2 separate regions of the Homo sapiens genome follow, and region 1 is linked to region 2. Evidence: read pairs that join two places in POLR2A ChIA-PET (ENCODE). Cell type or tissue: PC-9. All regions are shown on one strand.

What was found. Peaks named below come from ENCODE experiments on the same cell type or tissue, not always from the same donor. Only the 100,000 strongest peaks of a DNase experiment are listed, where the experiment ranks them.
Region 1: POLR2A ChIA-PET joins it to region 2 with 8 read pairs; 6 of 35 experiments call an interaction of 5 or more read pairs at or near these places.

What each region holds. Positions count from the first base shown.
Region 1 is chr11:64,570,760-64,575,759 of GRCh38, reverse strand. SLC22A11 (solute carrier family 22 member 11) reads right to left here. Exons shown (of 10, transcript NM_018484.4): 10 at 2,885-4,781. The coding sequence ends at 4,718. Among named protein-coding and RNA genes, the nearest start is that of SLC22A11, 17 kb to the right of the region's middle. RefSeq lists an enhancer at 3,852-4,456. In PC-9, no CTCF peak of the experiment used is centred here; no DNase peak of the experiment used is centred here.
Region 2 is chr11:64,656,944-64,661,943 of GRCh38, reverse strand. It overlaps NRXN2 (neurexin 2), which reads left to right. Exons shown (of 23, transcript NM_015080.4): 10 at 805-1,191; 11 at 1,409-1,612. Among named protein-coding and RNA genes, the nearest start is that of NRXN2-AS1, 16 kb to the right of the region's middle. RefSeq lists enhancers at 1,256-2,455, 2,248-2,915, 4,266-4,765, 4,766-5,000. In PC-9, no CTCF peak of the experiment used is centred here; a DNase peak (open chromatin) is centred at 1,953; H3K27ac peaks cover 1,432 bases.

The sequences.
Region 1 (5,000 bases), 86 kb after region 2:
ATTTGCATTTTCCTAGTGATGTCGATCATCTTTTCTTGGGCTTATTGGCTACCTATGTATCCTCTCTGGCGATGCATCTGTTCAAACCTTTTGCCTTTTACAATTGGACTGTCATTTGATTTGTGCGTTGTAAATGTTCTTTACATTTTCTAGGTAGAAGTCCTTTGTTAGATACAGATTTTTCCAATATTTTCTCCAAGTTCGTGGCTTGCCTTTTCATTTTGTAACAGTGTCTTTTGGAAAGCAAAAGTTTTTAGTGTTTATGAAGTCCAATATGTTTTTTTATAGTTCATATTTTTGAGTACTAGTTAAGAAATCTTTGCCAAACCCAAAGTTGCCAAGATTTTCTCCTGTTTTCTTCAAAAAATTTTATAATTTTAGCTCTTATATTTAGGTCTATGATCCAGTTAAAGTTAATTTTTGGAAATGGTGTGAGTTAGGGTTGAGTTTCTCCCTTCCCCGCTGCCGTCTTTCCTTTCTTCCTTTCTTCTTTCCCTCCCTCCTTGCCTCATTTTCCCTCTTTCTTTCTTTGTTTATATATGGTTATCCAATTGTTCCAGAATCATCTGCAGAAAAGATTATCCTTTCCTCATTTTAATTGATTTGGCACCTTGATTGAAAATCTATTAAATTTAAACCATAAATGCATGGCTCTATTCTGAACTTTTGATTGTATTATATTAAAAAAAAGTTCTCCAACTTAGTCCTTTTCCAAAATTGTGTTGGATAATTTAGGCCCTTTGCATTTTCATATAAATGTTAGGGTGAGCTTGTCAATTTATCTAAAGCAAATCTGCTGGCATTTTGACTGGGATTGCATTGAATCTAAACACTACGTTGTGGAGAATTGACATCTTGATAATATCCAGTCTTTCAATCCATGAACAAGATGTGTCTATGTATTTAGCCCTTTAATTCCTCTCAGTTCTGTAATTTCCAGTTCATGGGTCTTGTCTTTCTTTTATTGAATTTTTCCCTGGGTGTCACATTTTTTCCATGCTGTTATTAAACGGTATCGTGTTAAAATGTTCAATTTCTGGTAGTCACTTGTATACAGAAATACAATAGGTGTTTGTATATTGACCTTACTAAACTCATTTATTAGTTCCAGTAGTATTTTTGTTGATTCCTTAGGATTTTCTACATAGACAATTATGTCATCTGCAAATAAAGAGAGTTTCGTGTCTTCCTTTCCAATGTGTATGCCTTTTACTTATTTTGCTCACCTTATCTCACTGACTAGGAGCAATGTTGAATACAAACTGTGAGAGTGGATGTCCTAGCCTCATTCCTGATCGGAAGGGGAAAGCAGCCTTTACCATAAGCATGATGGCACCTCTGGGATAACAGGGTGCCCATCTAGGGCATGGATGGCCTTGATCGGGCTGGAAAAGGTGCCTTGAATTCTTGGTTTGCTGAATATTAATGATCAGGAATGGCTGTTGAATTTTGTCAAACGATCTTTCTTTGTTTATTTGGATGACATATGGCTTTTCTGTTTTGGCTTGTTCATAATTTGGTTTGTTAACCTTGATTTTAAATGTAAAACTAACTTTGTATTCATGGGATAAAGTCCACTTGGTCATGATGTATTGCACTCTCTCTCTCTCTCTCTCTCTATATATATATATATATATGCACACACACACCTATATATAAAATATAAAACTACACACACATATGTAAATATATATACATGCATAGTTGGATTCAACTTGCTAAATGTTCCTTAAGAATTTTTATGTTTATATCCATAAGGGATATTTGTTTATAGCTTTATTTTCTTGTAATGTCTTTTTCTGGTTTCAGGGAAACAGAACGAATTGGGAAGTGTTACCTCATTTTCAATTTTCTGGAAGGTTTTGCATAGAATTGCTATTATTTCCTGCTTAAATATTTGTCAGAATTCACCAGTGAAGCCATTTGGGCCTGGAATTTTCTCTGTGGGAAAGTTTTAAAACATAAGTTCAATTTTAAAATAGATTTAGGGCTAATAAAGTTACCTACATCTTCTTGAGTGAGCTTTGGTAGTTTGTGTTCCTCAAAAAAATTGTTAAAGTGTTCAAAGTTTTTGGTAAAATATTGCTCAGAATATTCCCTTATTATCGTTTTAATGTTCGGATTCGTAGTCCTAGATTTGTAGTGGGTGTCTTTTCTCTTTTTTTCTTTTTTCCTTTTTTTTTTTTTTTTTTTTTTGATTCGGAGTCTTGTTCTGTCACCCAGGCTAGAGTGCAGTGGTGTGATCTCGGCTCATTGCAACCTCCGCCTCCTAGGTTCCAGTGATTCTCCTGCCTCAGCCTCCTGAGTAGTTGGAATTACAGGCACGCACCACCACACCGGGCTAATTTTTGTATTTTTAGTGGAGATGGGGCTTCACCACGTTGGCCAGACTGGTCTTGAACTTCTGACCTCAAGTGACCCGCCCACCTCAGCCTCCCACAGTGTTGGGATTATAGGCGTGAGCCACCGCACCCGGCCTCTTTTTTTCTTGATCAGTAAGTCTAGAGGTTTGTAAATTGTATTGATCTTAAAGAACCACCTGTAGGTTTCGCTAATTTTCTTTATTGTTTTTTCAATTCTCTGATTTCTCTTGTGTATTATTTCTTCTGCTTACTATAAGTTTAATAAACTCTTCTTTTGCTACTTTCCAGGTGAAAGCTGAGGTATTTGATTTGGAACGTTCTTCTCTTCTAATGTTAGTGTTTAATGATATCAATTTCCCCATAATCATTACTTTAGCTTCATCTCACAAATTTTGATATGCCATTTTTTCATTTTCACTCAGTTCAAAATCTTTTCTCATTTCCTTTGAGATTCCCTCTTTGACCCGTGGGTTACTTAGAAGTGTGTTGTATAGTTTGAAGAGGTTTTCTATATCTCTTTCCATAATTGATTTCTAATTTAATTCCATGCTGGTTCAAGAACATTCTTTGTATGATCCGAATCCTTTAAAATTTACCGAAGTGGGAGGAAAGGCTGGGGTCCCATGGCTGCCTGACCAGGCAGGGGGAGAAGTGTGATCCTTATTGTGAGCCACTGGAGGGCTTTCAGCAGGGAGGGATTTGGTTTGGATTGCGTTTCTTAATAAGCATGGTGGCTGTTGTGCAGAGTGCAATGTAGACATCAGGGACCAGTTTGGAGCTACAACCGTGGTGTGAACCAGGGTGTAGCCAGAGTGAAGGGAAGTAGGTGGATTTGGGAGCTGTGAGGAGGCAGGAGTGATTGACCCAGTGTACACAGGGTGAAAGAGGTGAGTTGAGGGGCCTGAGATTGAGGTGGCCCAGAGTGGGGTCTCCAGGGAAGGGCATGAGGGTAACTTTGTGGCAGGGCCACAGATATCAGTGGCATGGAGGGTTGGAGACGAGGGCTAGGAGCCTCCTGTGCTGGAAAGAGCCCTGGGCTAGGATCAGGGCCGGGTTCGGCCGTGTTTCTGCAAGCTGGCCCCTCCACCACTCTGCACTTTTGCTTCCTTGCCCATCTGAGATGGGCAGCCGGCCTCGACCATCCCAGAGTTTTCATGGCCTGGACAAGGGAGGTCTGGGCATGAATCAAGAAAAGGTGTCCCCTCCAGAAAACAAACAGCAAAAGGGTGCCGTTTGGTTGAAAGCCGAAAGTTAAGGTTCAGTATTAGGTGCTGCCCTTGACATCTGGCAAAGCCAGAAGGCCTTGGCAGGCCTGCCTGTGAGCTCCCCTTCTCCCCTTTCACTCCGCCCTGTGGATGAGGCTCCCCGGCCCAACAACCCTCATCGAGGGGACCAAGAGGGGTTCCTCTTATCCCTACGCTTGTAAGGCTCCGTTTCTCGCCAGCCTGCAGCATGATGAAACAAGCTGATTACACCTTCCCGCAGAAGCCAGGAGTTGCCCCACCCCCTTTGTGCTCCAAAGCTGCCTTCCTGCAGCCCTGGCTGCTCGCTCGGATCCTCAGTGCACCCCGCCCCATGCCTCAGTGCAGCGTCATCTTCGTGGGCTCTGCGCACGTGTGTGGTAACCTGCTGCCAGCCTCCTCTGTCTGGTGTTTGGTGGTGTGTTTGGCCGTCTTCGTAACCATAGGGCTGGAAGCCCTCCCTCACTGATGAGTAAATGAAAAGTGATTAAAACAGCTCCTTTTTTTGGAGAGGACACAGCCTTTGCTAGGGTGGGTGGTGGGGCCAGTGTAGCCGGGGCTGAGTTTCAGACCCCACACGCCTCCTTGGCTGCGTGCCTCGGGCCAGTGCACAACCTGGACACCTGTATCTGGCAGCTCTCTCAGCAGGTTCCATTTATTTGGCCGGTGCTAAGATCAGTTCACCCTGATACCTGCCCTGGGGGGTGGGTCACGTGATCATTCTCATTTCACAGATGAGGGCTCTGTATGTGGTGGGGTGAGATTGGAACCCAGTCTCTGGTTGGCGTGGCTGAGTGAAGGTGTAAAGACATGAGCCTGGCAGGGAAAGGGAGGGGAACCGTCTCGTTATTGGTTGGGCATGGCCATCTGCACAGGCTCCTGTAGGGCCCGGGTAAGGTGGGGAATCTGATCAGGGCAGGGAGAAGAGGAGTGAGCTGTGGAAGCTGCCTTCAGCCACAGCAGACGGCCACGCTGTCCACTCGGCCACGGCTGCCTGGCCTCTGCCATGCCAGGCCCTTGAAGTCGCCCAACTCGCCTCCACGCTCTGATTGGAGAAGAGGCAACTCCTTTCCAGGAGTCTTTGACTAAAGGGGCTCCATGCAGGCACAATTTCTAGAGCGAGGTACTTTCCACAGTGACGGCCTCTTGCCGGTTGCCCTGGGCTGCTGTTGATTTCCTAGAATAATCCAAAGAAAAGCAGTGCCATGTGGTGAAGTGGGTATGTACTCGGAGCTTGGGGCAAAATGGCGGTCAAGTCTTATTGGGGGGTAAACTCTATGGCATTAGGCTTTTACTCCCTTCTGTGTACCCAAGCGGGACAGTGCCTGAAACATAGTAGGTACACAACAAAAATCAATTAAATTAAAGAAAAAATGAAGTCCCAGCTTCTCCGGGT
Region 2 (5,000 bases):
TCTACCTAAAAATTCTGTGCCTACCTCCTTTCTCCTCACTGCTGTCCTGCCCCGCAGGCCCTGGAGCCAATCTGCTTGTGCACCTTGCTGGCCGCAGAGTGGGCTCTTGGCTGAGGGGTGGAGAGTGCAGGCTCTGAGTTCTTGCTGCTGGGACCATACTTTGGCTGTGTTCCTTCCCCACTGTGGCGCTTTGGCACTGTTCCCCAGTCTCTGCAAGCCTCGTCTACCATTTCAAAATGGGATCATAAAGGACTGATTTCGTAGAGTTATTATGAGACTTAAGTGATATAATATATTTAAAGTGCTAGGTGCCTGGCATCTAGTCATAAAAGCTCAATAAATGTTTGTGGGGGGAAAAAACTCCTTTGGATTAAAGATCTTTCAGCCCCTTCTGTTCCTTGAGGTTCTCTGCTTCCGGTTCCCAGTCTAAGGAACTGGCTGGCAGGAATGACCCAGTGAATGATCCAACCCTTTCCGAGCTCAAGATTTCGGCATGCCCACTTCCTGCCTATCCTCTGAGGACTTGCTGAGGTGGGGAGGAGGGGTATGGACAGAGGCCCACAGCATTCTGCAGCTGGGCTGGGGCTGCGTCACAGAAGCCTCTGAGCCTGGGGGCCTTTGTCAAGCAGTTTTTGCAGTGAGTGAGGCCGAGCTTCCAGCCCAGGACTGCTGCTCGTCCTCCTGAGCCTGCTGCAGGGCACAAGGTGGAGGGGCCCACACAAGGTGGGGGGCCTTCTTGGCAGAGTCAGGATGTCCCTTTCTGGCCTGTGGCTTTTCTCCATCCTGCCTTCCCTTGATTCCCAGGCTCCATCTCAGTGAATAGTCGCAGCACGCCGTTCTTGGCCACTGGAGACAGCGAGATTCTGGACCTGGAGAGTGAGCTGTACCTGGGCGGTCTCCCTGAGGGGGGCCGGGTGGACCTGCCCCTGCCCCCAGAGGTGTGGACAGCAGCACTCCGGGCAGGCTACGTGGGCTGTGTGCGGGACCTCTTCATAGATGGGCGTAGCCGAGACCTCCGGGGCCTGGCTGAGGCTCAGGGGGCTGTGGGCGTTGCCCCCTTTTGCTCCCGGGAGACGCTGAAGCAGTGTGCATCTGCCCCCTGTCGCAATGGGGGCGTCTGTCGAGAAGGCTGGAACCGCTTCATCTGTGACTGCATCGGGACCGGCTTTCTTGGGCGGGTCTGTGAGAGAGGTGAGGCTGGTCTTCATCCTAGGTGTCCCTGCTCCCTATCCCTGTGCTCCTCCTTCTCAGGGTGACTCCTACTTTCCATCCCTGTGCCACCTCCTCCTAGGGGAACCCCTCATAGACCTGCCCTAGGCTTTTCGCCCTTGTAATGATTCTCTGGTCTTCTCCCTCCCCTGGCCTCTGCCTGTCTTCTCCTTCCCTCTTCCCCAACTCCTGTGGGCAGAGGCCACGGTCCTGAGCTACGATGGCTCCATGTACATGAAGATCATGCTGCCTAACGCCATGCACACGGAGGCAGAGGATGTGTCCCTGCGTTTCATGTCCCAGCGGGCCTACGGACTCATGATGGCCACCACTTCCAGGGAGTCTGCCGACACCCTACGCCTGGAGCTGGATGGGGGGCAGATGAAGCTCACTGTCAACCTCGGTAACCACCCTGCCCTGTGCTTCCTGACCCCTCACCTGGCCTTGTCTCTGACCCACACCTGCCTCTGTCTGGAGAAGCTGGTGGTGGCACCAGCAAGAGGTGCCCTCAGCAGAGTTTGGAGGTGGGGAGGCGCCAGCCTGGGTCAGAGACCCTGAGAGCTCTGTCCCTGGTGAGGACGCACAGTGTAGGGCGACATTCCATGCTCGACGACACTGTGAGGGGCAAGACCCAGAGTATCTGGGGTATGCTAACTGTCCTCCCTGGTGACTCATGTGGATCTTGGTAGCATCTGTCCTGCACACACACAGATGACACAGCTCATTTTTGGTCAATGGCTCATCCACTTGCTCATTCATTGGTTCATTCATTTGAGAAGCACTTGCTGACGCCTAGTGGGTGCTAAGCCTGAGCTCAGTGTGGTGGCAGATACAGAGATGAGGAAGGCCTGGTCCATGCACGCAGCTGCCCCCCACTGCTCTGCTCAGTCTAAACAGCAGTCTGTGTGTTGGTGTGTGGAGGTGCATGTGTGTACACTGGACACACAGACGTGCCATCTTCCCGTTTCTAGTGCCATGAGCTTTCACATTTGAGCCTCATGGCTGTCCTGTGAAGACACTAGATCACCAAACAAGCATTACTGTCCCTGTTTTATAGATTATGAAATTCATGTATTGACTTGTTCAACATTACAAAACTAGTGAAGGCAGAGGGAGGAGCCAGGACTCAACCTGGGCCATTTGCCTTAAAATTCAGTGCTTTTCCCATTGCCTCGGACAGGGCTGCTGACCCTCCCCCTCAGGCCACTCATGCTGACTCATGTCTCCACCCATGCCCAGGGTTGAGAGCAGGCCTTGACTCCACTTCACCTGGTGGTCCCCGGGGTGTCCATGAGGGCCAGACCATGAGCCTGTTAGGTTCTTCTCACGGGCTTCAGCTCTCCTAGTCAGGGCAAAAAGAAAACAGCAGGTTCACTCATTCAGCTATTTATGGGACACCATATAAATGCTAGGTATGTTCAAGCCAGGGGCTACAGCAGTGAATAAGCAGTCCCCACCCCTTTGGAGCTTTCAGAGCAGGGGAACCCTGGGAATGAGAGGTCCTAAGCTGTTCAGGCTGAGGTCAAATCTGTCCATTTCAGACTGGCCTCTAGAAGCTTATAAAGGTGTAGCACCAGCCGTATAGGAAGCTTGCAGGTCATCAGGGTCACTTGTTGTATCCTGGACCTAGAGGGGAAGCAGGGCTCTTCTGAGCAGGTTAGAATCCTCGACTGGAGAGAATACAGAGCTTTGACCATTTTTTTTGTTTTTTGAGATGGAGTCTCGCTCTTTCACCCAGGTGGGAGTGCAGTGGCGTGATCTGGGCTCACTGCAACCTCTGCCTCCCGGGTTCATGTGATTCTCTGCCTCAGCCTCCCGAGTAGCTGGGATTACAGGCACCCGCCACCACGCCTGGCTAATTTTTGTATTTTTAGTAGAGATGGGGTTTCACCATCTTGGCCACGCTGGTCTTGATCTCCTGGCCTCGTGATCCACCCGCCTCGGCCTCCCAAAGTGCTGGGATTACAGGCATGAGCCACTGTGCCTGGCTGAACTTTGAACTTTTAAATACTCATCTGGAGTCTCATCCTAACATTGGTCTCCGGGGCATTTGTGGGACAGACTGTGGCCTTTGGGGAACCCATTGCCTTGTAAATGTATTTATACTATGTTCTTTCCTTTTCCCCTTTTGGCCACCTGGCCTTTGTATTCCTAGGACAAAGATTTGCTGAGAGAGGTGGGGACTGGAGGTGGGGAGATATGCAGGTGGCCAGGGCCTCAGAGTTGTTTGAAGGGTTCCCCTCAGCTCTGTTTCTAACCACGATCACAGCCTGTAGAGCGGGTGGTGTGCAGCAGCTCTGCAGGGGAAAGCAGGCTGGGAGACACTCTAGTCAATGCTCCACAAGTCTGCACAATGCTCCCTTGCATCCCTGAAACTGTCACAAGAGGATAGCCCCAGCCAAGGACCCCATAAGTGGCTCTGTACTTCCAAGTCTGCCCAGATTTGTGTATCCAGTGTGAGTTCCCCCCTACTTTGCCTGGGCATATGTGTGTTGTCTGCATCTAAACACATGTCTCTGTGCTTGCTGGGGACACAGCAGGAAAAATCTGGGGCCTTGGATCTGCAGGGAAGGCAGATGCATTTTGCTTATTTGGACTGTCCTAGGCCCCTGGGAAGAAGATTGTGTCTCTTAAGATTAGACAGGAAACAATGTCCTTGGTCAGGAAAACCTATCCTGTGGGCCCTTGGGACCCACCCTCTCCTCTCCATGGGCACACTTTTCTGTCTGTGCCACATAAGTGCTCAGAAGTCAGATAACAAGGTGGCCTCTTGGAAGACACATCATGTTAAGAATAGGCTTCCCAGACTGACAGATAACAGGACTCTCCTCCCACCCATTTCTTACTCCTGGCTGTGCCCCTGCCCCCATCTGTAGACATGTGTGTGCTGAGATGCCATCTCTAGCATGACTCCTGACAATCTGTGACCAAAGGCTTGGTGCAAATGCATCCGTCTACAGATTCCTCCTCTGTAGGCACTGTGGACACGCAGGTGGCCCCTACCCAGCCACCAAGCCTTGGGTTGGGATGGGAAGAGTTCTGGGCTCCGGGCCAGAAGACCTGGGGCCTAACTTTGGTATCTTTTACTGTTGGGTAAGTCATTTCCCATCTCTGAGTCTCTCTCTCTTTTTTTTAATCTTTAAAATGGAGATAAGAATCTTCACTCTGCCTACGTCTGTGGTGGTTTTGAGGCTCAGATGGAAGAATGGGAATGAAACCATTGAAACCATTGTGTAGATGCAAGACCCATAGTAGAGACCCACCCAGCCTTCTTGAAGGAAAACAAAACCATATTGGAATAGAGACTTGAGTTTGGAGCCAGGCCTGGGGGCCACTTCCACATAGCATGGACAGACTGGAGTTGTCCTCTACTAGGTGTGCCCATGGGGTCCCAGCTGTCAGTGCAGCTGATGGGAAAAGTGCAGTGTAAAGAATCTCTGAACCACAAGGCGTCACCTCCTTCAGCCTCCTGGCCCACGTGAATCACTTCAAGAGCCCCATTCCTGTCCCCCATTGCTTGCTCCCCAGGACTTGCAGGGCCTCACAGACCGGCAGCAACACCAAGGCCCCAGGCCTGGGCTGGACTCACTACTGGGGAAGAGAGAGAAGCCTGGTGAGGCTTGGTCTCTGGCCTCATGATCTTATCCTGTAGAGGGAAGCTATTGCTCCAGGAGGCAGCTCTGCAGCTCCACAGGCACTCAGTGGATTGAAACAGGCCCCAGGCTGGGCCTGAAGAGGGAGCGGAGGCTGCGGGTGACCACTAGGTGGGATCGCTTAGTGCTAGCCTCAAG